Regions from separate parts of the Mus musculus genome. Here all the other regions are linked to region 1. Evidence: chromatin loops called from intact Hi-C (ENCODE). Cell type or tissue: left cerebral cortex. All regions are shown on one strand. Each heading gives the region's core, and the rest is flanking DNA. Links, peaks and the distances in the headings are about the cores only.

Region 1 (7,815 bases), core at 879-5,878:
TGAGATTGTTCTGATTTTATAATGTAAGCATTCATAAACATAAATTTGTCTCTTGGAGCTCTCTTAGCTGTACTTCAGGAGCACATTCTCATTTGATTCTAAATATTTTTTTATTTTCTTTTTGATTCTAAATATTTTAAAGACTTCCCCCGTGATTTCTTCAATGACCCACTCCCTTATTGCTTTATTTCTTTTTCTATTGCAGTGACTTGTAAAACCCAAAAGCTTCCAATACAGGGACAGGAAATACAACCTAGGAGTAGACTACTGAGGATCCCCTATGTAGATTAGTATCGTCATCCCTGTTAGAGCTCTGCTGGACTCCTAGTTATCTTCTGAGTCAACGGACCTCTTTCTACCTGTAAATATGAGCAATTTACAGCATCCAAATGACAGTTTACATTTATTATTTTTAATTAAGTGGTGTGTGTACGTGTGTATGTACATATGTATGCACGCATGCATGTATGTATTATGCATGTATGTATGTATGTATGCATATATATATGGATATGTGAATGCTTGTGTCTGAGGAGGCCAGAGGATGTAGATCCCCCTGGAGCTGTAGTTACAAGCAGCTGTGTGCTGTGTCACATAGGTGACTGAACTTGGATCCTCTAGAAGACATATTCTTAACTCCTGAGCCATCTCTCCAGCTGTCTTTCCTTTTCTTTTCTTTTTTTTTAAATTATTTATTTTTTTTGTTGGTTTTTAAAAATTAGGTATTTTCCTCATTTACATTTCCAATGCTATCCCAAAAGTCCCCCATACCCTCCCCCCCTACTCCCCTACCCACCAACTCCCACTTCTTGGCCCTGGCGTTCCTCTGTACTGAGGCATATAAAGTTTGCAAGACCGATGGGCCTCAAGACCGATGAGCCCTTCCTCTTCCTCCTTGTGCCATGGCATCATTTCAAGCCCATGAGCAACCAGTACTCCTTGCTTTATCCTTACAACCCGAAGCCAAACTGTGTCTCTTCTCGCAGTGAGCTAGCACTGTGTTAACACTGACTAAATCCAAAGCTCGAATTAGTCAGGGAAAGCAGTTTTGGCCATGAATCATTCTTCTGCTTGTAAAGGAACAAAATTTCTGTTCTCTTTACATTTTTTCCCCAGATTTTTTTTGGGGGGTGGGGCTTGTTGTGTTGCCTGGGCTGGTCTGAAACTAATTCCTGGGTTTGTGCCTCAGTCTCCTAAGTAGCACATACCCAGCTCATGTTCATTAAATCTAACAGCCCAGGTAAGGCCCAGTCTGGTGACAGCAAGTGCAGATGTCTCAGCCAAGCAGGATGCCTGGATTGCACAGAGCAGTCACATTCTCCCGTGCTTCTAAATCAAGCCCCACTGCTATGTCTTCATTGAGGTTTTAGGTTATTTGAGATGGAGTCTCACATAGCCCAGGGTCTCATGTAGCCTCAAACTCTCAGTATAGCCAAGGATTACGATCCTCCTACCCTCCAAGTGCTGGGATTGCAAACATGAACCACCATGTTTGGTTTTATACAGTGCTGGGGATCAAACCCAGGCTTCCTGCATGCCAGGCAAGCATTGTATCAAATGACCTAGGCCCCACCCTACCCCAAACCCCTTCACTGGGGTTTCTATCTTTAGACTTAGTCTGCCAGGCATGAAGAAAAGAAAAAGAAAGTAATCTTGGGATAGCTGTGAATATGTAGTGATTCCACAAGAAATCATGAATACATAGCTTGTTTTTATTACCACCAGGTCATCCCCAAAGATGTCTCCGGGTCTTGTGAATGTCATGTTATGTGGAAGCAGAGGTAATTAAGTTGAGATTATTCCAGATTTACAGTGGGCCTGAAACTCAATGAGTGCTACCCTTCTGGGAGAAAGGGAGAAAGGAGAGAGATGTTTGAGACAGAAGAGAATGCCATCAGAAGTGGCAGTGAAGAGTAGAACAGTGTAGCCTCAAGGCCAGGAACATCTGGAGCCACAAGAATCTGCAAGAAGCAGGCTAGGACTTATATTCCTCAAGCCTTAAGAGAGAGCATGGGTCTAGCAACAGCCTTATATTGGAGCTCTGGCCTCCAGTCCTAGGAGAGAATAAGTAGCTATTGTTCTAAATCACATTGTTAGGGTAGCCCCAGGAAACGAATACATGGCCTGGAGAAAGGATGATCATTCATGTACTGGCATGTCCAGAGAAACCAGCATGCATGTTTGCCAGTACATTTCCATCTGGTGTGCTGAGAGGCAGGGGCCCTCCCCAGGAGCCATCTGGTCTCCCTGCCTGGCTCCAGGCAGAGTTGGCACCTACACATAAATGGTGGCATGCTCTGCTCAGGTTGTACATTATGGAGTTTCTGACTGGGATGCTTTACACAGGGGACAATCTGTGCTCCTCTTCACATGCAGGTGGGACAAACACACAGCCTTGTAAATGTTTGCCCAGAAAGATCTGGCTTGAAGCACAATAGCAGCTGCGGGAACTGTGTCTCCCTAGGAACACAAATGACTAGTTACCACAGTGCTAAATAGTAATTCACAACTTTTTCCTGTTTTTGTTTTTTACTTTAAAATATTTGTTGAAATTGCTTTTGATGAAATGGGGTCAGACACTATTATGGATGCCAATAAGTGCTTGCTGTCAGGCGCCTGCTATAGCTGCCTCCTGAGGGGCTCTACCAGAGCCTGATAAATACAGAAGTGGATACTATCAGCCAAGCAATGGTCTGAGCATGGGGTCCCCAATGGAGGAGCTAGAGAAAGGAGCTGAAGGGGTTTGCAACCCCATAGGGAGAACAACAATATGAATTAACCAGTACCCCTCAGAGTTCCCAGGGACTAAACCATCAACCAAAGAGTACACATGGTGGGACTCATGGCTCCAGCTGCATATAGCAGAGGATGGCCTTGTCAGACATCAATGGGAGGAGAGGCCCTTGGTCCTGAGAAGGCTCAATGCCCCAGTGTACGGTAATGCCAGGATAGGGAAGCAGGAGTGGGTGGATTGGTGAGCAGGGGGAGGGGGAAGGGGATAGAGGGTTTTCTGAGGGGAAACCAGGAAAGGGGATAACGTTTGAAATGTAAATAAAGAAAATATCTAATAAAAAATCTTCTAACTTAAAAAAAAACACCCCCAAAAACCCACAAACCAAAACCAAAAACAGAAAGAAGAATGATATTGCCTCTCCTCTGTGGGGTGTGTGTGTGTGTATTTATGTCACCCCTACCTCCCAGAATTCACAGAAGCACATGGAAAGCAGAAATTGTAATGCTAAGTCCATCTGTTTTAGGGGAAGACAATACGTACAAAGCCTGCTGGTTCCCAAGGACAGCCCTGTGTCTCCACCTGCAGGTGTCTTGTGTACATGTCAGGGGAAATCCAACTTCGGTCCCTGCAAGGAGTTGTCTGTATCACTCCTTGCCACTGGGATAAAATTATTTGAAAACTCTAACATCTGGAAGTGCTGAAGTGTTAGTGGGCCTAGGGCAATTGTCTGTATGGTCCTGAAGCTGAAATCAACCCGGAGATACAGGGCGTTTAATCCTGCCATCGTCATGGCTAATCCTCAAAGGTGAGTACTATAGGTTTTCGCTTGCTTTTTGCAAACCTGATTTACTTGGGAACTTATGCGGAGCTGTTTTATGCAAGCAACTTGATGTCATGGAAGAGAAATCTGTGGTCTCTCAGTTGCTGGAAGCCACTTTGGTATCTTAGCACCAAGAGATGCTCTCAGGAAGAGGGAGTGCAATTTTGGGAGCTTTGACAATGGATTCAACCTTCTCTCTTCAGAGAGATGACAGGACTAATGTTCCAGAATGAGCCAACTGACACTTAGATCACAGCTAATGCATGCCATCTTTCTCAGTGGAGCGAACCAGCAGGGCTGCTGTCGTGTACAAGGAACAAGCTCACAGGAGTCTGAGGAACACACACCCTGGGCGTGTTCTCATTTAATGCCTTATAATGATGCACGCTCACAAGTGGGAAGAAACAGACTATGGATCTGTTGTGTGCTTTGCTATCCTTATCCAGTTCCTAAGTAATGACTGAACAGAAATGTCTGTACAGGTTTGGGAAGGTAGAATTCAGGGTTATCTTTTCCCCAGCTCGCTCTCTCTCGCTCGCTCTCTCTCTCTCTCTCTCTCTCTCTCTCTCTCTCTTTCTCTCTCCCCTTCCTTCCTTCCTTCCTTCCTTCCTTCCTTCCTTCCTTCCTTCCTTCCTTCCTTCCTTCCTTCCTTCCTTTTAAATTAACATCCCAAATACTGTCCCTGCCCCCCTCACAGAGTCCCTCCCCCTCCCCTTCTCTCTGAGAGGATGGGGGAGGGCTTGGCATCCCCCAACCCTGATCATCAAGACTCTGCAGGGGTAGGTGCATCCTCTCCCATTGCAGCCAGACAAGGCAGCCCTATGTGCCTGGCATTCTGACTGGGATGAGTTGAAATTCTGAAGTGGTTTTAATGTGCATTTCCTGGATAGCCAAGGATGTTGAACACACTTTCCTGATGTTTATTGGCCATTTGCATTTTAGAGTTCTTTATATGTCCTGGATATTAATTCCCCTTTGTATGTGGGCTGGCTGTCTCTTTTGCATTGCTGAAGACTTCTTTTGCCGAGCAGAAGTGTCTTAATTTTATGTAATCCCATTTATCATTTGTTGGGTTTTTTTCCTGTGTTACTGGAATTCTGTTTAGAAAGTCCCTGCCTTGTCAATAGTTTGAAGGCTTTTCCCTACAATTTTCATCTATCAGTTTCAACGTTTCAGGTCTTACATAATGGACATTTGGATCTACCCTAATAGGAAGTAAAATGAGAGGCATAAGAAACAATAGCAGCAAAGGCTGCTGAGGAGGTCAACGCACTCGGCGCTGTAGACTCACAAACGGCCAACAGTTTTCATGTCCTTAGAAGTTTAATTGAAGTCAGGAAATGGCAAAAGAGAATGAAAAAAAGTTATTTTCTTTCTATGATTGTATCGATGTCATGGGCTTGTCAAAATGTCACATGGGGTGGGGTGGGGTGGGGTTCAGAGCCTCTGTTCTTCCAGAGGTTCTGAGTTCAATTCCCAACAATTTGCATAGATGGGTGGCTCAAAACTGTCTATAATGGAATGATGCCCTCTTCTGCCACATAAGAGTACATGCAGAGGGAACACTCACATCCGTAAAATAAATAAATAAATCTTTTCTAAAAAAGTCACATGGGGCACTGTTTCTGAGAGCCTGAACTAACACATCTTTCTGTTATCTTAAGAGAAATTCCAAATATGGTAGAAACCTTTAATTTTTTTTACTTAATACAGAAATATGAATGAAGCCAGAGGCCAGTGAATATTCACATCTTCATCCCACCTTTACCCTCATTGGTCAACTTGATCCTTGGGGAATTAAGCCAAAAGGAAAGCAGAATTCTAACACCTCTTCCTATTTTTAGGTAATTGAGGGGCTGAAAAGATGGCTCAGATGTTAGGAGTGTGTAACTGTACTTCTAGAGGATCAGGGTTCAATTCCCAGTACCCACATAGCAGCTATCACATATATGTGGTACACTTACATATAAGGAGGCAAAACACATAAAGTTAACAAATCTTAAAAAAATGAAAAAATAGGTAAGTGACTCTGTATCAAGTCTATACAAGTGTTTGTAAAGTTATCTTTGGAATACTAACTGTTATATACTTTCAGGTGTCAGGGATACACTCATGTGCATACATGTATGTGCACACATATGCACACACACCCACATGCACTCATGCATTCCTGCCACTTGATATCCATGGAGATTTGTTCTTGGATCCTTGTACATACCAAAATCTGCACATGTTCAATCCAAGGCCTTGATTTCTAGTTTGTTGCATTTATCTATGAAACCTTAGCCCTTTAGGATATATGTTGGCTCATTCACAAAACCCCCATGCATGCTTTCATCAGGCAGAAATATTATGTTGCTAAAATATTTTATGTAGTTCCTTCATGAAATGTATACGTCTGGAAAGCAGAGATAATAACAAGCATAGAAGGCAATGTTTGCCTTTTTACTCACTACTTGCCTGTTACCAAAGTGTCTGAAGAAGTTCCCATGAAGAACACGAATAATAATCTCAAAAAGCCAGGAGGAAAGTTTGGGCAGAGAAGTTATGGGAAGCACATGCCGAGGCATAATGACTGACATTGGTCTTGGTTCCTCTCTTTTTCATCTTTCATTTTTATCCATATTCCCTTCTTGATTTGTATAAATTATTTTCTCTTCTGTTTCTTTCTTTTTCTTTATTATCTATCTGGTTCTGAAACCTGAAGCCAAAGAGTACTGTCAGGGATACATCATTTAATCCTTCTGACAGTTCATTAGCTATGAGCTATTATTACCCTCATTGAGAAGATGAAGGAGCTAAGGAAAGAGGATCTGAAAGCTTGCCTAATGTCACATAAATGATGGAGTGAGGATTTTTATCAAGATAGTATTCATTCAGTGATTGCACCATTAATCATTATAAGATATACTGGCTGGCTTGTTAGACCATGTTACCCATAATAAAATGATAATTAAGAAAATGACCATAACAGTAATATTTGTGTAGCAGACATTTTAAACTTTTTCAATGTAGTAGCATTAGTCTAAATTAAAAAAAAAGAAGAAGAACTAATTGCTGGGTGGTAATGTTGCATGCTTTTAACCCAGCATTTGGGAGGCAGAGGCAGGTGGGTCTTTGAATTCTCAGCCGGCTTGGTTTACCCAGACAGTTCCAGGACAGCCAGGGCCACAGCAGGAAACCCTGTCTGAAAAACACAAACAAACAAAGCAACAGCAATAACAACAACCAACAAAAAAAGAGAACTCATTAAACAAAATAAAAACTGTGAAGTAGGTACTACCGCTGCTCATGCCTTAGAAAGTCTCATGTCTATTTCTAGCCATAAACTAAAGAACAAGCCATTTATTTTTCTGAAGAGAAAATAATATATAATTCACATAACATAAAAATTACCTTTTCAAAGTCTATGATTCAGTGATTTTTTTAGCATGTCTCCTGTTACACAGCCATCTTCACTGTCTAATTTTAGATCATATTCATCATCCCCAAAGGAACGATGTCCATTAGAAGTCACTCTCCATCCGTTCTTCTCACCAGGCCCTAGCAACCACTAATCTACTTTCAGTCTCCATGGATTTACCTATTCTGGACATTTCATATAAATGGAATCATAGAATATGTGACCTTCTGTGTCTGGCTTCTTTCACATGGAACAGAGAAAAAACCAGCTACCTTTTAATGGTTGCTATGACTACCGTGGCATAGCACCATTATCAGGAGCTCTGTGTGCATTATCTTTAATCTTTCAATAACCCTGTGGCAGAATAGAACTATGATCTTCATTTTAATGAAGAGACACATGCATAGAGCTGTTCAGTAAGTCCCATAGCACATTACAGCTCATAAATGACATAGTTAAAATGCAAACCCAGGTCAGTTTGTCCATCTGTATCCAGATTCCACACATTTGGCATTCCATCCCTCCACCTGAAGGTCACAAGGATATGGGCTAGTAATGTGTTGCTCAAGCAGGGCTGTGGTGGGAAGTGCAGTCTAAGCTCTTGGACTTGGTGCCTTGGTATGGGGTGGGATAAGGATGCCCTCTGTCAAGCCTGACCTCCACAGATTTGCCTGCTGAGGTCCTGCTTGCCTTGTATTCTCCAGAGCTCCCTGGAGACCTCCGATGCATTCCTTACTTTTATTTAACTTGGATGTGTTGTTTGAAGGGCTTGTATGGTGGCATTTCTGCACTTCTTCATCCAACCTTGGCTTACACAAGAAATCATCTCAAAGCAAGCTAAGATCTCTATAAAGTGAA
Region 2 (7,815 bases), core at 1,783-6,782, 210 kb before region 1:
TTAACAATTGCCGGCCAGTGGTGGTGCACGCCTTTAATCCCAGCACTTGGGAGGCAGAGGCAGGCAGATTTCTGAGTTTGAGGCCAGCCTGGTCTACAGAGTGAGTTCCAGGACAGTTAGGGCTACATAGAGAAACCCTGTCTCAAAAAAATTGTTATGTGTATGGATATTTTGTCTGCATGTATATATGTGCACTGCATGCATGCCTGGTGCTGAAAGAGGCCAGGAGAGGGTGTGAGATACCCTGGAGCTGGAGTTAGATGGTTGTGAGCCACCATGTGGGGGCTCGGTATCAAATCTGGGTCCTCTAGAAGAACAATTAGCGATTAAGCCATCTTTCCAGCCCCAAACACTATTTTCTGAGATAAATTCTCTCTCTGTATCACAGGCTGGTCTTGAAATCATGATTCTCCTGCTTCAGCCTCCCAAGTGTTGTGGATTATAGGCAATTGGTTTCATACGCTTGATAGGGTTTGAATATAGTATACTAATAACCACGAAGCTATCATTGTAATGAAGATACTGAACATAGCCATCCCATCAAGTGTTTTCTATTAGCTCTTCCTCATTCTTCCTTCCTCACCCTGGACCCTTCTCAAGGCAACCTCAGGCCCATGATTTGACATTGCACATCAGTAGTATGTATTTTACTAGATGATTATCTAAGTAAAGTCATACAGCATGCCCTCTTTACAGAGGTTTGTCTGGATTCTTTTATATACTATAGTTATTTTTGGTGACTTTCTTTTTTTACAGTGCTGGGTATAGAACCCAGGACCTCAAGCTACTTGTGTACTCTATACTACTGACCTATACCTCCAGTCCATACCATAATCATTTTGAGTTCAAATTATTCATCCTTTTATATCTCTAAGTTGTGTGTGTGTGTGTGTGTGTGTGTGTGTGTGTGTGTGTGTGTGTGAGAGAGAGAGAGAGAAAGAGAGAGAGAGAGAGAACTAGGTAGTACTCAGTGCCTTGTTTATGCTAGACAAACACTCTGCTCTCTGCTACAACTTCTAACCTCAACCACATCTTTTGATAACGTCTCCATTGGCCCTTGCTGTCTTCTGAGTGTGTACCAAATTTTGTAGCCAAGTTGTGTAGCCAAATAACTCTGAATTTCTGATCCTGTCTCAGCTTCCCAAGTAGCTGAGATTCAGGACTGTGCCACTACACCCAACATTTAAGCTTTGGTTGTTGTTTGAGATGGGGGGGGGGTCTCACCATGTAGCTTTGGCTGGCCAGGAGCTCTCTGTGTAGTCAAGGCTGACCTTGAACTCACAGAGATCTGCCTGCTTCTGCCTTCCCAGTGCTGAGATTAAAGGTATGTTCCACTATGCTCGACTAACATTTTAAAAAAATATGTTTTATGCTTTAAAGTTCTTGAGGCAAAGAGTCTCACTGAGTTACCCAAGCTGGTCTCCAATCCCAAATCCTCCTGCCTCAGCTGCCTGAGTGCTGCAACAATAGGTGTATATCACTATATCCAACCCACTGCATCAATACAGCAGTTTGTGCACTTATCTACTGATGGACTTTTGGGTTGTCTCCAGTTTGAGGCTGTCAACAAATGCTGTGAACTGAGTTACAAGCCCTTTCCCTCCTTATTAAGGCTCTAACTCCCAAGTGACTGCAGATAGGGTCTTAGGAGGAATATAAGGTTTTTTTTTTTTTTTTTTAAAGATTTATTTATTGATTATATGTAAGTACACTGTAGCTGTCTTCAGACACTCCAGAAGAGGGAGTCAGATCTTGTTACGGATGGTTGTGAGCCACCATGTGGTTGCTGGGATTTGAACTCTGGACCTTTGGAAGAGCAGTCGGGTGCTCTTACCCACTGAGCCATCTCACCAGCCCGGAATATAAAGTTAAATGGTTATATAAGAAGAGAAAAGTTCTCTCTCCTTTCCCTCTCTCTCCCTCTCCTCCTTCCCCTCCCCTCCTTCTCCTCCTTCTTCTTCTTGTGTGTGTGTGTGTGTGTCTGCCATGTGTATGTATGCATGTATCTCTGGAGGTCAGAAGAGGGAGTCAGATTCCATAGAGGCAGAGAACTTTTTGTTTTTGTTTGTTTGTTTCTTTCTTTCTTATATGTGTGTACACTGTAGCTGTCTTCAGACACTCCAGAAGAGGGCATCAGATTTTTGTTACAGATGGTTGTGAGCCACCATGTGGTTGCTGGGATTTGAACTCAGGACCTTTGGAAGAGCAGTTGGTGCCATCTCACCAGCCCCCTTCCTCCTCCTCTTCCTCCTCCTCCTCCTCTTCTTCTTCTTCTTCTTTCTCTCTCTCTCTCTCTCTCTCTCTCTCTCTCTCTCTCTCTCTCTCTCTCTCTCTCTGTCAACCCAGTGTAAGGAGGACAGCTAGAAAGCAGTTACCTGCAATCCAAGAAGGAAAGACACACCCAGGACCAAATTGGCCAACATCTTGATCTTTCATTTTCCAGTCTCCAGAACAAGAGGGAATCAATTGTATGTTTATGGTTGCCCAAGTGTCTATGGTTCATAAACACTCATACTCAAGTCTTTATGAACACTCTGCATGCTTTTAGATAAGTACTCCGGAATGGAATGGGTAGATCACATGTGTATATTTAATTTGTTTTCTTTCTGATTGTTTATTGTTTAATTTTTAAAATCCTGCCAAGTTGCTTTCTAAAGATAGTGTACCATTGTCCATGTCCAGCCGGCTACTTGAATTCCATTTCCTGCATATCTTGTTTAACTCCGGCTTTTCAGTTTTAACCAGTCTCCAGTTAAGAGAAGCAGATGTACTTGGGGCAAAGCAAGGCTAGACTCTGACTTTACAGCTCCCGCAACCAGGCCTCCTTGCCTGCGGCCAGGTAGGTCACCTCCTGGTCCGGGCGCCAGGCCTGGGACTGGCCAGACAACAGCAGCGTCCAGGCCTGGGCTAGGAGCCAGGTGAGCGCGCCCCTGCGCTAAAAACTAATCATCGGGCTGCCCTGAGTCCACCAGGTTCACCACAGGCCATGGACTCTCGCGCTGGGAACACGGCAGACCCTAGAGGGGGCAGAAGAGGTACTGGCTTGGGTGGAAAAGAGAGAAAGGGAAGGAGCCGACCCAGGCCACCCACTCCTTGCTTGTGGACTTCTAATCATTTCCACCCCACAAGTGGTAAACATCAGCGTTGGTGCCCAGGCAGTCCTGGCAATAGCCAGGGGCCCAGCGATGAAAACCTTGTTTTAGGTCCCCTACCTATAGTCTCCAGGCTGTGTGTGTGTGTGTGTGTGTGTGTGTGTGTGTGTGTGTGTGTGTGTGTGTGAGAGAGAGAGAGAGAGAGAGGGGGGGGGAGGGAGAGAGAGAGGTGGGGGGAGCACATCAGATTCAGGAGACCTATGTCATGAGTCTAGGAAGAAAGCCTGGAGGCATCTGCTGGTCCTAGGCAGGCAGGGTGTGTAGGGAATTAGGTGGGTGGGCTGGGGATCTGAGGAGGTGGGGATCTGGGGATGCTTGCACTCGGAGGGGACACTGGGCCTTTAAGGGAACTCTTGGGAGTAGCAGGGATTGACCAGTGTACTGAAGGTGAAATTGGGGGATTCAGGGTTGTTTGCAGGGAGGAGTTTATGTGGGAGAAGCAGGGTCCCTGGACACATGGCGAAAGAAGTTTGACATTTAGTGTTACTAGGGGACAGTATGGTGACCTCCAAACAAATAAATCTGTTGAGTGCTCAGAGGTGTTCAGGTCTATTGCTGTCAAATGGCTACCTTCGGGGATTTTATGGGGTAAGGCAGCGGGCAATGTATACACTTGCGGCGGTCAGGGGTCCTAGGAGAGGAGGGGACTGTCGGGCAGCCCTGAACAAGTGACCGGGGATCTCCGGATACCTGGAGGGGCATTTCTAGGTCTTGGACTTAGAAATCACTCACGTCGGGACTCCAGCGCTCTGAGTCCAAGACGACTTGTCTCCTTCTCCTCTGCAGGAGGTGGCTTACAAGGGTCCAGGAGTCCCCGAGCTCGGCAGCTCCTGGAGCGGCTGGATGCGCGCCCCCTGGCGGCACGAGCCGCCGCGGACTTGACAGCGCTAGTACGAAAAGCGGGCGCCACATTGCGCCTGCGCCACACGGAGGGTAGGTACAAGGACTTGGTAGGGCGGGGCAGGAGGGGCTGGGCTTCTAGCTAGCCCTGGGACTGTTAGAGAGTGTGATTCCACCCGGAGGGTTCAGAGGCAGCGAGACCGTGTGAACTAGAGTTTATTCCTTTAGGTTTATTGCGATAGATGAGTTTCAGGACATTTGTGGAAAGTGCTGGACTGGATAGTTATTAAGGTCAGCGGGGCTCTGACTTGGCATTCGCAATCTTGAACACTTGGTAGCTGTAACTACCGGCAACACATACACAAACAAACCTAGGTGTAGGAGGGGGCCTAATTGGGAAGAATAGTTAACAGGACTGGGAGCAGATTAAGAGTACATAATGGGGCTGAGCAGTAGTACTTTAATCCCAGCACCCAAGAGAGGTAGATGCAGGTGGATGGATCTCTGTGAGTTCGAGGCCAGCCTGGTCTACAGAGCAAGTTCCAGGACAGCCAGGGTTACAACAGAAACCCTGTCTCGAAAAGCAAACAAACAAAAAAAGTGCATAACAGATGTAAGATTGATTTCAATACATTTTATACATACGTGAAACTGTACCAAATGTCATTTCCAAAGAGGAGAGGAAATGTCATTTCCTTAGAGGAAATGATTTCTTTGTAAAAAGGTGAGTCTGAGGGCTGGAGAGATGGCTCAGTGGTAAGAACGCTGCTCTTCCAGAGGTCCTGAGTTCTGTTCCCAAGCAACCACACGGTGGCTCACAACTCTCTTTAATGGGATCCCATGCCCTCTTCTGGTGTGTCTCAAGACAGCTACAGTGCACTCATATACATAAAATAAATGCATGAATAAAGACATCTTTAAAAAATGGTGAGTCTGAAATGCCAAAGTGTGGAAGCTCTGAATACATTAGAGGCAAATTTTTGTTTGCTTGGTTTTGTGTGAATGTGTATGTTGAAAGATATCATTTTTATTTAATTTTTTCCTGCTCCACCCCTTAATTTTATTTTAGAGACTGGGTCTCTCTATGTAGTCCTGACTGTCCAAGAACTTACTATGTAACCCAGGCTGGCCTAGAACTCAAAGATCCACCTGCCTCTGCCTTCTGAGTGCTGAGATTAAAGGCGTGCGCCACCACATCTGACTTATTTATTTTCAAGTGTGTTTGTGTTGGTAGGTATATACATGTGAGTTTATCAGATTTACCAGTTTCAGGCAGTTGTGAGTCTTCACATGTGTGCTGGGAATTGAACTCTGGTCTTTAGCAGGAATAATAGGAACTCTTAACTACTGAGCTCTCTCTCTAGTTCCTTGTTTTGTTTCATGAGACAAAGTCTCATGATGAAGACCACGTTGGTCTCAAATTTGAGCCAATACTCCTGCCTTAGCTTCTAGAATGCTGGGGTTAGTCTTCTGCTGTTGGTTCACATGTGAGAAATGAAGTGAATTTTGCAGGCTAATTAGAGGTTGTGATCTAGATTCTCAGGAAATAAAAATCTTGAAATGGCAACTTTCCTAGAAGGCCTTGCTTTAAAAAAAATATTGTATTTATTTAACTCTTGGGGTACTGGGACCAAACTCAGGATGTGGCACATGCTGGGAACTCCCATTACCAATAAGCTACAATCACACTTAGGGTGTTGCTTAACGCATACAGCCTATGTGTTCTTCCTTTCTTCCTTCCTTCCTTTCTTCCTTTCTTTCTTTCTTTCTTTTTTTTTTTTTTTTGATTTTTTCGAGACAGGGTTTCTCTGTGTAGTCCTGGCTGTCCTGGAACTCACTCTGTAGACCAGGCTGGCTTCGAACTCAGAAATCTGCCTGCCTCTGCCTCCCGAGTGCTGGGATTAAAGGTGTGTGCCACCAACGCCCAGCTGCCTATGTGTTCTTAGCATCTGGAAGGAAGATATGGAGGACTGATCACATGGATGGCAAAGGATTACCTAAGAAGGAGCCAGGACAGCTATTTCTGTAGGGTCAGCCTTAAAGATTGCTAGAGAAGGAGAATGGTAGTGTGGTCCCTAAATAGTCTAATGGTGGGCAAATCTGTGTGAGTTGCACAAGTGGGCAAATAGGTGAGGTTGAAATGTTAGCTGGTGGGGCTAGAGAGAGATTGTTTCATGGTTAAGAGTACTGGCTGCTCATATGGAAGAACCAGGTTCAATTCCCAGCACACACACATGGTAGCTCACAATCACAATGTCATTCCAGTTCCAGAGCATCTGACATCAGGTACACATGTGGCACACAGACATACATGTCAGCAAAACACCCATACACAAAAATTAAAAGAATATTTAAGGGGCTGGCGAGATGGCTCAGCGGGTAAGGGCACTGACTGTTCTTCTGAAGGTCCTGAGTTCAAATCCCAGCAACCACATGGTGGCTTACAACCACCTGCAATGAGATTTGAGGCCCTCTTCTGGTGCATCTGAAGACAGCTACAGTGTACTTATGTATAATAATAAATCTTTTTTTAAAAAAGAATATGCCAGGCGTGGTGTGCATGCCTTTAATCCCAGCACTCGGGAGGCAGAGGCAGGCAGATTTCTGTGTTCAAGGCCAGCCTGGTCAACAAAGTGAGTTCCAGGACATCCAGGGCTATACAGAGAAACCCAGTCTCGAAAAACCAAAAATAAATAAAATAAATAATATTTAAAAAGTTAACCCAGGAGTCCTAAGTTGGTTTCCATGTCACATCTTTTGATGTCCCTCTTTGTCTCTTTCATATCTAAGGTGTTAGTGGTCTGGATTCTGCAGATATAGAAGTCACAGACAGTCGCTTGCCTCATGCTACTCTTGTGAAACATCGACCCCAGGTACTTAATGCTATGTCCTGTGTTAACCTTTTGCTTCTGTTGAGTTTTAGACAGGGCATCTTCTGTAGCCCAGGCTGGCGGGAACTTGATAGGTACACTAGGCTATCCTCAAACTGAAGGTGATCTCTCTGCCCTAGACTCCCCAATGCTACAATTATAGGCATGTACTTCCTATACTATGCTGGCCAGTCTTATGTCAACTTAACAAACGGCTGGAGTTATCTGAAAGGAGGGAACCTCAACTGAGAAAATGTTTCCATAAGATCCGGCTGTAAGACATTTTGTTAGTGATTGATGGGGGGAGGGCTCAGCCCACTGGGGGTGGTGTCTTCCTTGGGCCAGTGATCCTAGATTCTATAAGAAAACAGACTGACTAGGCAATGGTAGCACACTCCTTTAATCCCAGCACTCAGGAGGCAGAGGCAGGCGGATCTCTGTTTGACACCAACCTGGTCTACATAGTGAGTTCCAGGACAGCCAATGCTACCCAGAGAAACCCTGTCTCGAAAAGAAAAAGAATAAAAGCAGGCTGAGCAAGCTATAGGTAACAGGCCAACAAGCAGCACCCTCCATGGCTTCTGAATCACGACCTGCCTCCATATTCCTGCCCTGTTTGAGTTCCTGGTTTGACATTTTGGTGATGAACTATGATGTGGAAGTATAAGCCAAATAAAGCCTCCCCCCCCCCCCCCAAGTTGCTTTGGTCATGGTGTCTCATCTCAGCAATAGTAATCCTAAGGTACACACCCAGCTAATTTATGTATACTCTTGCCCCTTTTCCAGCATCAAAGGTCTGAGACTCTAGGTACATGGACGGAGCCACTTCCAGTAACCCAGAATAAGGCAAGCTATGCTTTGAAAGTACCCCAAGCCACTGGCCGATTTTCTGTGGAGCTGACCCGAGGTCCGGCAGGTTTTGGTCTCACTTTAAGTGGAGGCCGAAATGTATC
Region 3 (7,815 bases), core at 1,096-6,095, 220 kb before region 1:
TCCAGCTATAGGGCATTTTCTCAATTAGTGATTAATAGAGGAGGGCCTAGCCCATTTGGGTGGTGTTATCCCTGGGCTGGTGGTCCTGGGTGCTGTAACAAAGCAGGTTGAGCATGCCACAGGGAGCAAGCCAGTAAGCAGTACCCATCCAGGTTCCTGCCGTGTTTGAGTTCTTGTCCTTCAATGATGAACAGTGATGTGAAAGTGTAAGCCAAATAAAACCTTTTCCTCCCCAACTTGCTTTTTGGTTATGGTGTTTCATTGAAGCAATAAAACCTTGACTAATATACGTAGAGAATGCAATAGAAAAATATCCATAGTGCTGGAGAGATGGCTCAGCAGTTAAAAGCACTGACTGCTCTTCTGAAGGTCCTGAGTTCAAATCCCAGCAACCACATGGTGGCTCACAACCATCTGTAATGAGATCTGATGACCTCTTCTGGTGTGTCTGAAGACAGTACTTACATATAATAAATAAATAATTAAATAAATCCATAAAGCTATAGGAAAAAGATTTTTTCAGACCACAAACTCTCAGTGTGGCTAAGCTCTTTAGGTACCTTCATCACCATACTGTGTTTAACTAGGGTTGTTTATATGAGCTGCTTACTTGAGCAAGGGCAGTTTATGGCAGCCACATCACTGAGGAATGTAACACCTACCAACCATTAACTGCCTATAGTTCCCAAGGGAGGATGGGGCCTAATGTGCTCTTCCCCCATCCATGATGGGTTGATAAGTTGTTTTGTGCATGTGAGTTCAGGAGTACAACAGCTGTTGGCATTTAGTCTAAGCTCTGCCCCATAGTTACTTGGCAATAGCCAGGTGTGCCTGACTGAGCTATAAAAGGGGCTACTTGCCCCTCCTCTCTCTCTTACTCCATATTCTCTCTCTCCTCATTCCCCTCCACCTTCTCTCTCCACGTGCTCATGGCCAGCCTCTACTCCTCTCTCTCTCTCTCTCTCTCTCTCTCTCTCTCTCTCTCTCTCTCTCTCTCTCTCTCTCTCCCCTCTCAACTCCCCTCCCCATGCCCTGAATAAACTCTATTCTACACTATACTGTCTGTGGCTGGTCCCTCATGGCGAAGGATTGCTTCAGCATGGACCCGCAGAGGCACCCCCTTCCCCCACACCTGACTGCACATCCACCAGACGTATTCCTTCTCCTCCCTTATATTCTTATAAAGCACAACAACGCCATGCCATGTCCACAAGATAGTCTTTCACTATACTCCTCCCCATCCTTCAAGCTCTTACACGATGTTCTCTCTCTCTCTCTCTCTCTCTCTCTCTCTCTCTCTCTCTCTCCCTGTGTGTGTGTGTGATTTAAATGTCCCATTTAGGACTGAGTACTCAAAGTCACTTCTTCACTTTGATTTTTTTTTGAAGCTCTGCATTCACCACTGCCCACAAAATAAATCTGTGCTCTTAAGCATAAATATTTAGAATGGGGCACAGCAGTGCACACTTTCAATCTCAGTACTTGGGAAGCAGAGACAAGTGAATCTCTGAGAGTGTTGCATAGAGAAACCTGTCTCAAATAAACAAAAACAAATATACAAATATCTAATAAGTAGTTTGACAACATGTCCATTCAGTAGAAACATCAGAGAGTGGCTTCCTACCTCTCAGGACCTGACCATAGGAGCACTTACGTTGCAGTGGGATTTTTATTTAATAACTTATGGCCTCTGGGAGCAGAATTATCCATTAATGCAGAATACTTGTCTTTAAAGTCTTTTTTCTTTTTTAAAAATCTGTTTTTAATTGGCTTATGCGGATGCCATAGTTAGTGTTTTCATTGTGGTGAACAGATGCCATGGCCAAGGCAACTCTTATAAAGGAAAACATTTAATTGAGACTGGCCTACAGTTTCAGGGGTTTAGTCCATTATCATCGTGCTGGGAAGCACAGCAGCATGCTGGCAGACATAGTGCTTGAAGAGCCGAGAATTCTGCCTCTTGATCTGAAGGCACTCAGGAAGAGACTCAATTCCACACTTGCCAGAACCTGAGGCTAGGAGACCTCAAAGGCTTCCTTAACAGTGACACACTTCCTCCAACAAGGTCACAGCTCCTCCAGTGAGGTCACATTTCCTAATGGTGCTACTCCCTATGGCCAGACATTCAAATATATGAATCTATGGGGGCCAATCTTATTGAAACCACCACAACGGATTTATGGGAATGAGCCAATAATCTGTTTTGTTGTATGTGTGATTCTGAGCATGGGTCACCTTACATAACTCAGGCTGGTGTGGAGCTTACTATGTATTGAAAATCCTTCTGTCTGAGTTTCCTGAGTTGGGATTATAATACATTAAGCTATTATCTTCCTTTTATCTATTTTAAGATTTCTTTTTTTTTCCCCTTTGGTTTTTTGAGACAGGGTGTCTCTGTATAGCCCTGGCTGTCCTGGAACTCACTTTGTAGACCAGGCTGGCCTCAAACTCAGAAATCTGCCTGCCTCTGCCTCTTGAGTGCTGGGATTAAAGGCGTGCGCCACCATGCCCGGCAAGATTTATTTCTTTAGCTTGACTTTTGCTGTTATTTTGCTATCGGCAATACAGGTTCTCGCTACACAACCCAGATAGCTATTTTGGAACTTGTCACCCCCATGTCTTGGAGCCTCTTTAGAAGCTGGGATTACAGGTGTGTCGCGCTATGCCTGGCTATTTTGTTGGTGGTGGTTTTGGGGGGATTTTTTTTTTTTTTTAGTGTGTGTGCATGCGTGTTTTGTTTTGTTGTTTTTTGAAAAAGGGTCTCACTTTGTGACACTAAGTTGCTTGGAACTCGATTTGTAGGTGAGGCTAACCTCCAACTCACCTCCCTCTGCCTCCCATATGCTGGGATTAAAGGCCTGTGCCATCACAACAACCTTTTCATTTTTCTGGAAGAGACTGGTACTTGCCATATTTGCCTGGTTTGGCCTGGAGTTCCTAGGCCCCCAGCTCTTGTTGGCTCAGCCTCCCCTGTAGTTTGAACCATAGGTGGCGCCACTTCACTACCCTGTTATTTTTACTACCAACACTATTGATACGGATGAATTAAAGATGGTATCTGCTTATTCTCAATGACGTCACTGCCTTTGAGGTAAATTGTCACAGCTGAAGTGGCAACTACTTCTAGAGGCAGCACAGGCAAAGAGAGCAAGCTTCCTTCTTCCATGTCCTTCATATAAACTCCCAGGAGACGGTCTGGCCCAGATTAAAAGTGGATCTGCCCACCTCAAATATCCTGATTAAGTATTTAATCCCAGCACTCAGGAGGCAGAGGCAGGTGGATTTCTGAGTTCGAGGCCAGCCTGGTCTATAAAGTGAGTTTCAGGACAGCCAGGGCTACACAGAGAAACCCTGTCTCGAAAAACCAAAAAAAAAAAAAAAAAAAAAAAAAAACAAACAAACAAAACAAAACAAGAAAGTAACTTATCACTTTCCTAAAGAAAAAAAAAAAGTTGGGTATAATAGTGCATTCCTTTGATTCCAGAATGTGGAATACAGACACAAGCAGATCTCTGGGTTCCAGGCCAGCTAGAGCTAAAAAAAAAAAAAAAAAAAAATTGTTAAGAGCACTTGCTGCTCTTCGGGAGAACCCAAATTATACACATGAGAGTCTATGCCCAGTAAGAAATTTCAGTTCTTAACACACACTCTCTCTCTCTCCATATATATATATATATATATATATATATATATATATATATATATGTATACACATGTATATTCAGGTACATGTCACCAAGCCTGATTAACTGAGTTTTATCCTTGGGACCAAGGAGAGAACTGGCTCCCGAAGCTGGTCTCTGATCCCCACAGAGAATCCATAAGGTGAACACAGGTGCACACCGAACAAACCAGCAAATGAACGATGGAAGGAAGGAAATTTGGATGACTGGAAATGGGGCTGGAGCGATGGCTCAACTGGTAAAGATCATCTGTTGCTCCTGCAGGGGACCCCAGTTCTGTTCCCAGCACCTACACAGTGGCTTAGAATCATATGTATTCTAGTTCTAGGGGAACCCAAGGCCTCTTTTGGACCTATAAGGGCAGCAGGCACTCACATGATGCACATATGTGCAGGCAAAAACTCATACACAAAAAATAAGTAAAATATCTAAGGGATCCTACATACCTATCAACCAATACCTTATATAGTTGTTACTATTGAGGCAGTATTTCTTCTTCTTTTGTTAACTTCTTTTTTGTTTGTTTCCTGACACAGATACACTTTGTAGTCCAGGTTGGCCTTCAACTTATGGTAATTCCACTGGCTCAGGTTCTGAGTGCTTGCATCAGCATACCTGGCTATCTGATTGTGCACTCAGGACTTGTGTTGGATTTGCTGGCCGGCCAGGTCCTGGACCCTTCCTCCACTCCCACCCTCTCCCACCCACCCTTCTCCAGCACCGTGAACTCTTACAGAATGTCTCCCCTCAAAAATCAAGGTTTTCCTGCCTTAGGGATATTTGTATTCACCATCCTAGAGCCTCTGCCTGAGAAGCAGAAGTATCTTGAAATATGTCATTATTCATGATATTAATGTCTTTCAGAGGGCTGGAGAGTTGGCTCAATGGTTAAGAGCACTGACTGCTTTCCAGAGGTTGTGAGTTCAATTCCCAGCAACCACATGGTGGCTCACAACCATCTGTAATGAGATCTGATGCCCTCTCTGGTGTGTCTGAAGACAGGTAGAATGTACTCATATAAATAAAATAATTTGCTGGGCGGTGGTGGCGCACGCCTTTAATCCCAGCACTTGGGAGGGAGAGGCAGGCGGATTTCTGAGTTTGAGGCCAGCCTGGTCTACAAAGTGAGTTCCAGGACAGCCAGGGCTATACAGAGAAACTCTGCCTCGAAAAACAAAAACAAAAACAAAATCAAACAAACAAATAACATTCTGCTCTCAGTTCTCCTCCTCCTCCTTCTCCCCCTTTCTGTTCTTCTATTTGTTGTTTGTTTGCTCTCATCCAGTTCTCCTACACTAGTTAACTCTTTCAGCACTGCTGCTGGATAATCCTTAAGGCTCCTCCTTCTCCTCTTTCTTTTCTTTACTTTTTTTCTATTGTTGCACTCTCTCTCTCTCTCTCTCTCTCTCTCTCTCTCTCTCTCCCTCCCCCCCTCTCTCTCCCTCTCTCCAGAAACTCATTATGTAACCTAGACTGGCATGGGTAATGCACTGATCTTCCTGTCTGAGCCTCCCAAGGGCTAGGATTACAGGTATGAGCCACCAGTCCTGGCTGCTCCTTCTTCTGAACAAATGATCCCAGGTCAGCTATTTAAATAATCCTCCAGAATTTCCTACCTGCCCCTAGTAACTCCCAGGCTCCTCCCTCAAATAATATGCTAAGAACAACTCTGGAGGTTGTTCTTCCGGGATTTGGCTCCTGAGTATGCAGGCCAGCCCTGTAGCCTCTAAGGGTCACCCCATTTCTCACATTTCAAGCTCTGTTTGCAAAGCACTCAAAGCCACCACACTAGCCTCTCAGCCCAAGTACCCAGCCCTACCGCCACTTTCCAGGGTCTGCATCTCAGAAATGACATTTGAAGCGCCCCTTCTTCTTTCAGCATTTCATTTATTTATTTAATGTATATGTATTTGTGCATATGTAACTATATGGGCGTATATCACAGTATGTGCACTCTTCTTCCACCATGTAGGTCCTGGAAGACAAACTCAGGTTGTCAGGCTTAGTGATCTTTACTGGTTGAGAGCCATCTTGGAATTCATCACACTTTTTTTTTTCTTTTAAGACAAGAGTCTCACTCTCTAGGCTGGTCTTGAACTTAGGAACCTGAGTTTACCCGAGAACCTGCCTTACTTTCCCAAGTGCTGAGGTTATGTGACCACCATACAGGACTGTGAAGTCACACTAAGCTTAGTTACCATCCAGCCCAGCACCCACAACACATTCTCTTCCTCCTTCCTGCTTTCCTCTCTCTCTCTCTCTCTCTCTCTCTCTCTCTCTCTCTCTCTCTCTCTCTCTCTCTCTCTCCTGTTTATGAGACAAGGTCTCACTGTTACCCAGGCTGCCTTGGAACTAGTGGCAATCCTCCTGCATCAGTCTTTTGAGTGCTAGAATCAAAGCTTTGAGCACCCGGCTCAACAAATATATATTTTGAGGGTCCCCTATTACAGAAACCCTAAAGGAATATGTGGACTCCTCTGGGATAACCCCAAGGTGTCACCCCTTTGTCCCCTGCCTCCAAGACTTCTTTTCCCAATCACACTCCCTTGGCCCCATCGAGGGACATAACAATCCTTCATTTGTAGAATCCCCCTCTACTCTGATGTAAACCCAGGAGAGGCTCTGATCCCTGTCTTTGTACTTCTTTGAAGCTTAGGTGCATTGTCGCGTGTGGCAACACACCAGCTCCTATGGTAGGCAGGCAGGCATCCAGGAGAGCCAGAAATTAGTGGGGATTGGATTGGCCACTCACTCTAAAGAGTGTTTGCCTAGCATACATGATACTAGGGGTTCAGTACCTAAAACTGGATAAAACTGAGTGTATTGGGTGTACTGGTACCAGTCTGTAATGCCAGCACTTGAGAGGCAGAGGCAGAAGAGTCTAAAGTTTAGTGTTTCCTGGGCTATATTGCAAGTGTGAGGTCAGCCTAGGCAGTATAAAATGTCAAAAAAAAAAAAAAAAGTCCTGGACAACTTCAAGATTCAGTGAATTGTTTCTGGAATTCTTTCTCCATTAATAGCTAGAGATGTCAGGTTTCTGTAACCATGTCTTGGGGGAACTGTTTCTCCCAGATATTCCCAGAAAACAGGGCCTGTCTACCTCCATCCTCTCCAGGTCTGGGAATCCCTGATTCAGATAACTGTTGTTGTTGTTGTTGCTTATTTGTCAAGACAGGGTTTCTCTGTAGACTAGGCTGGGCTTGAACTTAGACATCTTCTTGCCTCTGGCTCCCTCGTGCTGAAATTAAAGGAGTATACCACCATGCCTGGCTCCTTCGGATATTCTTAATAAGCCCTGCTTACCTCTCAGAAGTTCTGTAAGAAGCCTCACCCCCCACCTCCTAAGACCAAGTACTTCAAGATTTCCCTGCCACAGGAATCCAGAGGCCCTCAGTTCTTCCATCAATTGATAACAGACCTTGCATGCCCTGGCATCCAGAGCGACCTTGGCAGGTCTCTCCTTAAACATCCACCTCCCAGGAGATTCCCTAGAGCCTCTTTTGTCTTGTCTTGTGAAGCACCCTTCTGTTTGGGTGTGGGTTCTCATGGGATTAAGAGGCCTGGAGCCCAGCAACCGGTGCTGGACACTGCTCTTGCCTTCATTGCTTGGCCAACAGAATTGCTCTATTACCAGTAGGACAGAATAGGTGGTAGCAAATAGGTCAGAGCAAGTGTGGTAGGGGACAGACCCTCTTCTTTCCCTGGTTCACATGGCTAACCTCCTCTGCTCATCATAGGCACTGCCACCTCTTACATGGGGCTACATGGCTAGTCGCCTGCCCGGTGGACATATGGCCACCTATGGCATGTTTTGAGCAAAGATTAGAGTAACCATCTGGTGCTCTGATCAGGTCTAGACACTGAGGCTGGCCTGTCCCATGCCTGGAGTTGGAACCCATGACCTACCTGGCTGCCAGCAAGGAGACCTGTGTGAGAACCAGTAGGAACACTGGGACTAATTTGTCCTCAGGTGCTGCCCTCATTATCAGAGAAGCCTGGATCAGAGCTCTTCTTTCCACAGTTGAGATGCTGCTATTCCAGGCACAGGAAGCATAATTTGAGATTCAGAGAAGTTAGAGCACATTCTGAGATTTGACAACCAAAGATTGGCATGTAAAATGGGAGGCCAGGT
Region 4 (7,815 bases), core at 826-5,825, 170 kb before region 1:
TTAGGAAGCTGGAGGCAGGGGCGATCACTTCAAGGCTAGCTTTTTTTTTTTGAGACAGGGTCTCTCTGCAGCCCTGGCTGTCCTGGAATTCACTCTGTAGACCAGGCTGGCCTGGAACTCATAGAAGTCGCCTGTCTCTGCCTCCACTACCCAGAAATTCAAGTCTACCTTTAAATTCATAGTTTGAGGCTAGCCTGTGCAACATGAAAGTCAGCCTCAAACAACTCATTTTTGGGCTGGGTGTGGTGGTGCAGTCTTCATCTTAGTACTCAGGAGGCAGAGGCAAGCAGAGGTCTGTGAGTTTGAGGCCAGTCTGGTCTGAGTAGTGAGTTCCAGGACAGCCAGGGTCACATAAGTAGATCCTGTCTCAAACAAAACCAAAACCAAAACCAACCAACTAACTAACCAACCAAACAAAAAAACCCAAAACAAACCACCCAACCAAACCAAAAAGACCCTAATTTTAAAAATATATTTGAGTACATGTTTATACATATACAAAATATAAATTTAAATTTATAAAATATATAAATATACATTTTAAAGAAACAGACATCACTCATTGATGCATATATAAACTTATGTATATACAACTTAGCACATAGATGCATATGTACATGTATAAATTTTTTTTGGTTGTCTTTTGAGACAGGGTCTTTTTATGTTCCAGGTCCTGGCTGTCCTGGAACTCCTTATGTAGAAGAGGCTAGCCTCAAATTCACAGAAATCTACATGCTTCTGCTTCTCAAGTGGTGTGTGTGTATATACCTTGAGACACGGGTTTTACTATGTAGCTTGGCAGTCCTGGAATTCACTGTGTAGACCAGGCTGGCCTCTGCCTTCCAAGTGATGGGATTAAAGGGTTCTAGGACTTGAACGCCTGTCCTCAGGAAGAGGGGTAAGTGCTCTTAACCATGGAGTCATCCCTCTAGCCCGTCTTTTTCTTTTCTTTTTAAATAGATTTTTATTTGTTTTGTTTGTTTTTGAGACGGTCTTGCCTTTTATCCAAGGATGACCTGGAGTTTACTACCTAGGCCAATCTGGCTTTAAATTAGCCCTGGGCATAGAGTAATGGCACAGAGGTTAGAATCTAAGTTTAATGACCAGCACCTACATGGTGGCTCACAAACACCTGTAATTCTAGTTTCAGGATATCTGACACCCTTCCTTTACCTCCACAGGCACCAAGAATGCAAGTGACTCATATAAGCAAAACATTCATACACATAAAATAAAAATAATAAGTATTTTTAAAAGTAGTCTTTTAAGTGCTAGGTTTACAGGCATATATTAACATCCTTGGCTCTAAGTATATGCTTTTCTTTTCTTTCTTTTCTTTTATTTTTTTAGACAGGGTCTCACTCTGCAGCCCTGGTTGACCTGGAACTCTTTTTGTACACCAGGCTGGCCTCAAACTCTCAGAGATCCACCAGTCTCTGCCTCCCAAGTGCTGGAATTAAAGGCATGTGCTACCATGTGCCCAGCTAAGTATATGTTATTTTTTAAAAACAATTAAAAATTACAAATAAATATGGAGCTTATATGAAATACTTAAAAGCAAAATTCTATATGCCATTTAGTACATGTTACACCCTCTTCTGAGCACCTTAAGTTTCCTTAAAGTTCCAGGTTTAAGCTGGTTAGTGGTGATCTACAGAGCAAGTTCCAGAACAGCCTGGGCTACACAGAGAAATTCTGTGTCAGAAAAACAAAAAATAATAATAATAAAAAAAGTAAAAAATAAAAATCAATCAATCAATCCATGTTTGGACAGAAAGTAAGACCTACATTTTATTCTGTTTGTTTTGACACAATCTTGAAATGTTGCCCAGGCTGGCCCAGAACTCCTGGGCTTATGTGATTGATCTTCCGCCTGTACTTGCTGAGTAGCAGAGACTATAGACCTATACCACTACCTCCAGTTGATATCCCCGTTCTATTTATTTTTTTAGCATATTTAGTTTATTTTTCTATTTTTGAGACAAGGCCTCTGTAGCCTCAGATGTCCTACAACTCACACTATATAGCCAGAGTGGCCTCAATCTCTTAGCAGTCTTCCTGCCTCAGGCTCCCACGTGCTAGAACTATAGGCCTGTACCACCACACTTGGGCTAATACCTCCATTTTATTTTGTGTTTAAAATGATCTTAAGGTTTTGCTTTATGACTGTAAGCATTTTGCCCACATGCATGCATGTATATCACTGCATGCCCATAAATCCCTTGGGAGTAGAATTATGGATGTTACAAATTGAACATGGGTCCTCTGCATGGTCAGGAGGTGCTGTCCCTTCCTAGCTCCCACCCCAGACAGGGTTTCTTTTTGTAGCCCTGGCTGTCCCGGAAATAGCTTTGTAGCCCAGGCTGGCCTCGAACTCAGATCGGATTGCTTCTGCCTCCCCAGTGCTGGAACTACAAGTGTGTACTACTTAGCTGTTCAGCCACCTCTCCAGCCCTTGTTATGTCCATTTAAAAGCCGAGTTCAGACAGGCTAAATTACCCAAGATTACACAATCAGCAAGTAGCAGGAAAAAAAAAAGACTTCAAATCTTAGCATCTGTAACATTGATATAGGATGTAGTTTTGTGTTGGGTTTGTGTGTGTGTGTGTGTGTGTGTGTGTGTACGTGCTGTGAATTCAGTGGATACTCATGTTTGGAGCAGGACCTATCATCAGCCTTCAGTTTGCATGTTCAAAATGATACCTGAAAGGCTTGTTACTAGCTGTAGGTCACAGAGCTTGCCACGTGACAGGATCTATGGTCAGACTGTTTTTAGCCGCTAGGGGGCGCCCAAGTAAGAAAACATTTCAAGATCTTGTTCTTTTGCATGTAAGGAAATCAATTCTAAAAGGATACTGAATTTCAGCAGCTTTGGCATGACTGGGCTGGGCCCAGTTATCCCCGCCTAATCTGAAAGACCTCATGTTCTCCTACTGGGAACAGATATGTGGTATCCCAGTGGTTATAATTGTTCAACCTTCTTTTGTTGGTGTGCCTCTTCCAGGGAGCCCTCATGGACCAACCTCCTGACTCTCCTCCCATTCTCTCTCTCTCCCCCGTTTCCCATGCCAGACTGTGTCTCCCAGCTTTTCTCTTCCAGCCCGGCCAGCTTCCCAGGGCTTACCACCGAGGTGTTGAGTCCTGAAGTCACAGGGTCCCTCAGTTCCTTGCATGTGTTTCCTGTCTGGCGGCACATAGGCATCTCCTTGATAATGTTCTCTGGGTCAGTGGCCATCTTCACATCGGACAGGCCTTTGGCCCAGGCGGATGAGCTAACTAGCCACATGAAAGCGAACACTGCTGTGGCCAGGAAGTCCTAGGCAGGGAGGCATGAGGAAGATGTTATAGTGAACGCACGGCTTTCTGCTGAGCCTTGAGCCCCTACAGACCCCAAGCCTTTGTGGAAGGGGTCATTTAGAAGAGGCTCGCCTCTTTTCTGCCTTTGCAGCTCTGAGGCTTATTAGATTTTCACCTGAAGGTCTCAGCTTGAGTGTCTGTGAGTGTCTATGATACAGAGGGAGTGTGCTAGTGATGCGTGGGTGCAGACGTTGAGGGAGGAACTAACTCCGTGGGATGTTTCTGAATCTGTGAGAAGTGTGTCTTACCACTTTTATTTGCATGTGGGAATATGTGTCATTTGATGTCTGGGATGAGGGTGTGAGAACCTCTCTGTGTAGGACTCGGTGTCTGTGTGGCAGGGTGACATGCATGACTGTCACAGTGAACCTCGGTACTCCTTCTTTTCATCTAGTCTGTGTGGTCGTGTGAGAGATGGTGGTACGGTTAGGTACGTGGGCCAGTCTGGCATTCTGTGTGGGCTCTGGGTATGTCCCCCATGATTCTATGATGCCCAGTGTGGATGGAGTCTTGGAGAGAGCAGCAGCAACAGCAGCAGCAGCATCAGCGTTGGGCTGCTTGGGTATGGGGCTTGTCTGGGAGTCTGTTTGGCCTGTGAGCCAAATGAGCTGGGCCCCTGCGGCCTCATGTCCTTGGTCACTGCATGCAATCAGCTGTGGGGACTCACCATCATTGGCCCTTTGTTGTTCTCTCGGTACTTGTTCTGCAGGAAGATGTAGGTGGCCAGGGCCCCCATGGAGTAGAGGAAGGCAAACACAGCCACGGTGACAAAGAATTCAGCCGAGGAGGAGTAGTCACCAACTAGGAAGATCTTGGTAGTGCCCCCTTTAACGCAGGAGGGTGCATCAAAGTACACTTGGTGCAGCCTGCAGAGAGAGGTGTTCAGGTGTGGTCCGGAATCCCTTTCTCACCTTCCTGGCCAAGAGCATCCCAGACTGTTTTGAGGTCCCAGGAAAAGGAGGAAATGGCCATTCACAGAGCACTTGCAATGTACCATTGATTGCCGAAAGCATCCTGGTAATATCTGTGGCACCCCTCCCTCACTGCAGCCCAGGTACTCCTGCCTCTGAGTTCACTGTAGAAAGTGACAGGTATCTCTCTAGCTTAGGGCCTTTGCACTGGCTGACCTCTTTAACAGGAATATTCTTCCCTCATTGTTTTTCAGCCTTTTGGCTAAGATCAAGTGTAGGGACGGGTGCTCTTCCTTAAGATAGCTTTCATGCCTTATTCTTTCAGCCCCTTCAGACTTTGCTTAACTATCAGCTTCTCATCAAAGACTTTCTGCATTTCACTTTAAAGGAAAGATTTCTTATCCATGTGTGAGTGAATGTGCACGTGTGTGCAGGTGCACATATGTTGGGGTGTACGAGGTTGCACCGCTTTGTGACAGCCAGAGTTTAACCTCGTGTCTTGTTCCTCAGGTTCCATCCCCCCTCTTTTGAAACAGGGTCTCTCTCTGGCTTAGAGCTTGCTGAGCTGGCTGGCATGGAGTCTAGCATGGGCCACCACGTTGGGCTTTGTTTAAGTGGGCTCTGTGCTCCAAGTTCAAGTCCTCACACCTGTGAGGCAAACACTTTACTGACAGAGCTATCTCCTCAGCCCTAGGATTTGTCTTTTCATCTTGCTTTTTGCTTTTTTTTTTCTGTACCTATGAGGAGGTAGGCCTTATTCCTATTTTTTTTTTCTTTTACTGACAGATCCCAAGGATCTGGAATCATGCCGGCTTCTCGCGCAGTGGCTTTGGGGGTGAAATGTTCAGAGATAGGAAGAGGTTCAGAGAAGTGCATTTGCTTGTATGAAGTCATGCAGCTAGTAGAGAAAGGACAGAACTTCTGTATGCATCCTGTGCCCTCCTAAATCATGTTGGCTGTTTTCTATGTCATGCTTTAGGTGCCTGAGAGAGAAGACAGATGCATGCGTGGCAGAGAAGCCAAACAGCTGTGAAATAGGAAAGGACAGAAGGGATAGGAGGGATCAGGATGTGTGAGGGACAGTCTGGGATGGTACTCAAAGACAATGGCCTTCCTTCCCTGTGCTGTGATGGGGGGGCTCATGTGTGGGCAGAATGGAACTGGTCTGGGGCCCCTAGCTCTGGCCTCAGGTTGATGTCCTTGCATAGCAATGGTTCTGAGCATGGAAGGTTCTAGGGGGAGTTCATGGAAGGCTTTTGTGACCTTGTGAATTCTCAAAAGGCTGGCTCTCATGCTGCTGATTACCCTTCACTCCCCACTGTGTGTGTGTGTGTGTGTGTGTGTGTGTGTGTGTGTGTTTGTCCTCCTCCAAAGTACTGGGGGTACAACCCAGGGCATGCTAGACAGGTGCTTTGCCACTGAGCTATACCCTCAGTTTCCAAACTCTTTTCTTCCTGGCTTGTGTGAACCTGGATACTCCTGGCTGTTCTCCTCTATTATTTCCTGTTTCTATCACTGCTCATAGCTTGAGCTGGCTTTCCTCTCCCTAGTGTGCGACATTCTGGGCCTCCGTTTAATCCTTGGTGTTCCCCAAGTCCCAGATTCCAACTCTTCCCTAAATCTGAATTCTTATACTTAACAAGCTTATGCCGAGCACTTCTCGTGTCCCAGACTTGGCACCAAGTGCTTTACAAGTGTCACCTTAGTGGCAATGTTCCGTCACCTGGAGGGCATCAGTATTTTCTCTGTTTACAAATGAGGACGTTAAGACCCTAACTGTTATATGATTTAGTCTGGTAGTCAAGGAAAGCTAAGTGAAACCATGGGTCTGTCTCCTCATCCTTAGGAGATAGTGACTCTTGCAGTTTGTCCTTACTCATGTATACCTAGTACTTAGCATAGTGCCTGGTACATGGTGGGGAACTTTCAGGGACATCTAATTTGGTCCCTTGATTTCCCACATCTATATAGTACCCTCATTGTTTTCTAGCAAAACTCCTGCATGAAGATATGCTTCTAGTATTTATCTGTATCTGCAGTTATCCTCTTTGTTCTGATGTAGAGCTATGAGGAGAGGGAACTTGGTCTGTTTGAGAAGTAAATGATGTTAATTAATATTATTTTAAAGCGTTTTTTTTAAAGATTGCATTTTATGTATTTAATGGGTGCATACCTGTGTGTATGTAGGTGCATGTATGTCACAGCTCATGTGTGGAGGTCAGAGAAAAATTTGCAGGGAAGTCTGTTCTTTGTACCACATGTGACATAGGGATCAAACTCAGGTTGTCAGGCTCAGTGGCAAGTGCCTTTATCTGCAGAGCACCCTCTTTAGTTTGAGATAGGATCTCACTTTGTATCCAAGGGTGGCCTGGAACTCACTACAATTCTGGCATAGTCTCCCAAGTGCTGGGATTACAAGAACTTGCCATTGTGCCGAGTGACTAATATTAATTGAGCATTTACTGCTTTAAGGTGATGCTCTCTCATCCATGATCCCCCACCCCCCGAACCCATTGCTGTGCAATCTCTCTACCACAGACTCCAACCCCAGCCCTGTCATTTACTTATGAATCTTACTTATTTCCTGTCCTCTATTACTACCCTTTGCCAGAATATAGTCAGACAGGATGACACCCTGTGTCTAGCTTGCACACCAATTGTCATAGAAGCCAGAGCTGTGCCAGCTACACAGCAAAGTGTTCGGTGCACGGGAAGTAATCCCAGGGGCGGTGGCCTCAAAGGTGTGAGCTGTGCAAAGGACTCTGGGAAGAACTGCTCTGACCCACCCTGCCCCTGCCTCTCCCAGGTCTCAGGATACCAGGGCAGGGGCACACCTGAATGGGTACTCAAATTCGACTTCGATGTTGAGGGCACTCTCCGTCTTGTTGGCACACTCCACGCTCAGCCGAAGCTCTCCGGTGTAGCTGCCGCACGTAGCAAAGGCGAAGATGGCAAAGACCTTGGGTAGCAGGGAGGTGGATGGCTGTAGTGAGCCTGTATGCATGTGGGAGGGAGTGCCCTCCTCTGGACAGATTGAGGGGGGGCAGCACAGACAGTAGCAGATGGAGAGGTCCCCACCCCCACCCCTCTAATCAGGGCTCATCGGGTCCTAGCACAAGCTGATTACAGGGGTGTGGCTGTTTCTCTTTCCCTGTGTCTCTCCGTTTTTTTACCTCTAGGTGCTCTGGCTTCTCCTTCCCTCCCCTCCGCCTCGCCTTTCCTCCTCTTTCCTCTATTCGTTTTCTCTCCTCTCCCCTCCCCTTTCTCTCATGATCACTATATCTCTGTCTCTCAGTATCTGTGTGTTTTTATGCATGCTCTCCACCTCTCTCATACACACTTTCCCCATTAATCTCTCTCCTCTCTCCCCCCCCTCTCTCTCTCTCCTCTCTCTCTCTCTCTCCTCTCTCCTCTCTCTCTCTCTCTCTCTCTCTCTCTCTCCTCTCTCCTCTCTCTCTCTCTCTCCTCTCTCCTCTCTCTCTCTCTCTCTCTCTCTCTCTCTCTCTCTCCCCTCTCTCTCTCTCTCCCTCTCCCTCCCGCGCCTGTT

The links. Peaks named below come from ENCODE experiments on the same cell type or tissue, not always from the same donor. Only the 100,000 strongest peaks of a DNase experiment are listed, where the experiment ranks them.
Region 2: it touches region 1 in a loop (4-fold over the local background); 5 of 42 quality-filtered maps call a loop at or near these places.
Region 3: a loop joins it to region 1, with 4 times the contacts of the local background. A loop is called at or near these places in 16 of 42 quality-filtered maps.
Region 4: it touches region 1 in a loop (9-fold over the local background); 23 of 42 quality-filtered maps call a loop at or near these places.

What each region holds. Positions count from the first base shown.
Region 1 is chrX:7,469,481-7,477,295 of GRCm38, reverse strand. Gm32829 (a long non-coding RNA gene) reads left to right here and starts at 3,321. Exons shown (of 3, transcript XR_386879.1): 1 at 3,321-3,539. In left cerebral cortex, for the core only: a CTCF peak has its summit at 3,316 (motif pointing left); DNase peaks (open chromatin) are centred at 1,042, 2,235 and 3,298; H3K27ac peaks cover 370 bases.
Region 2 is chrX:7,676,170-7,683,984 of GRCm38, reverse strand. It overlaps Magix (MAGI family member, X-linked), which reads left to right and starts at 2,896. Exons shown (of 6, transcript NM_018832.2): 1 at 2,896-3,035; 2 at 3,939-4,085; 3 at 6,783-6,865; 4 at 7,649-7,815. The coding sequence starts at 2,987. In left cerebral cortex, for the core only: CTCF peaks have their summits at 4,009 (motif pointing left) and 4,817 (motif pointing left); DNase peaks (open chromatin) are centred at 4,032 and 4,801; H3K4me3 peaks cover 662 bases.
Region 3 is chrX:7,688,263-7,696,077 of GRCm38, reverse strand. No RefSeq gene overlaps it. Among named protein-coding and RNA genes, the nearest start is that of Gpkow, 5.0 kb to the left of the region's middle. In left cerebral cortex, for the core only: a CTCF peak has its summit at 2,986; a DNase peak (open chromatin) is centred at 2,991.
Region 4 is chrX:7,640,509-7,648,323 of GRCm38, reverse strand. It overlaps Syp (synaptophysin), which reads right to left. Exons shown (of 7, transcript NM_009305.2): 3 at 7,103-7,227; 4 at 4,025-4,223; 5 at 3,125-3,316. Among named protein-coding and RNA genes, the nearest start is that of Syp, 5.8 kb to the right of the region's middle. In left cerebral cortex, for the core only: a CTCF peak has its summit at 2,774 (motif pointing right); DNase peaks (open chromatin) are centred at 2,787, 3,638 and 5,469.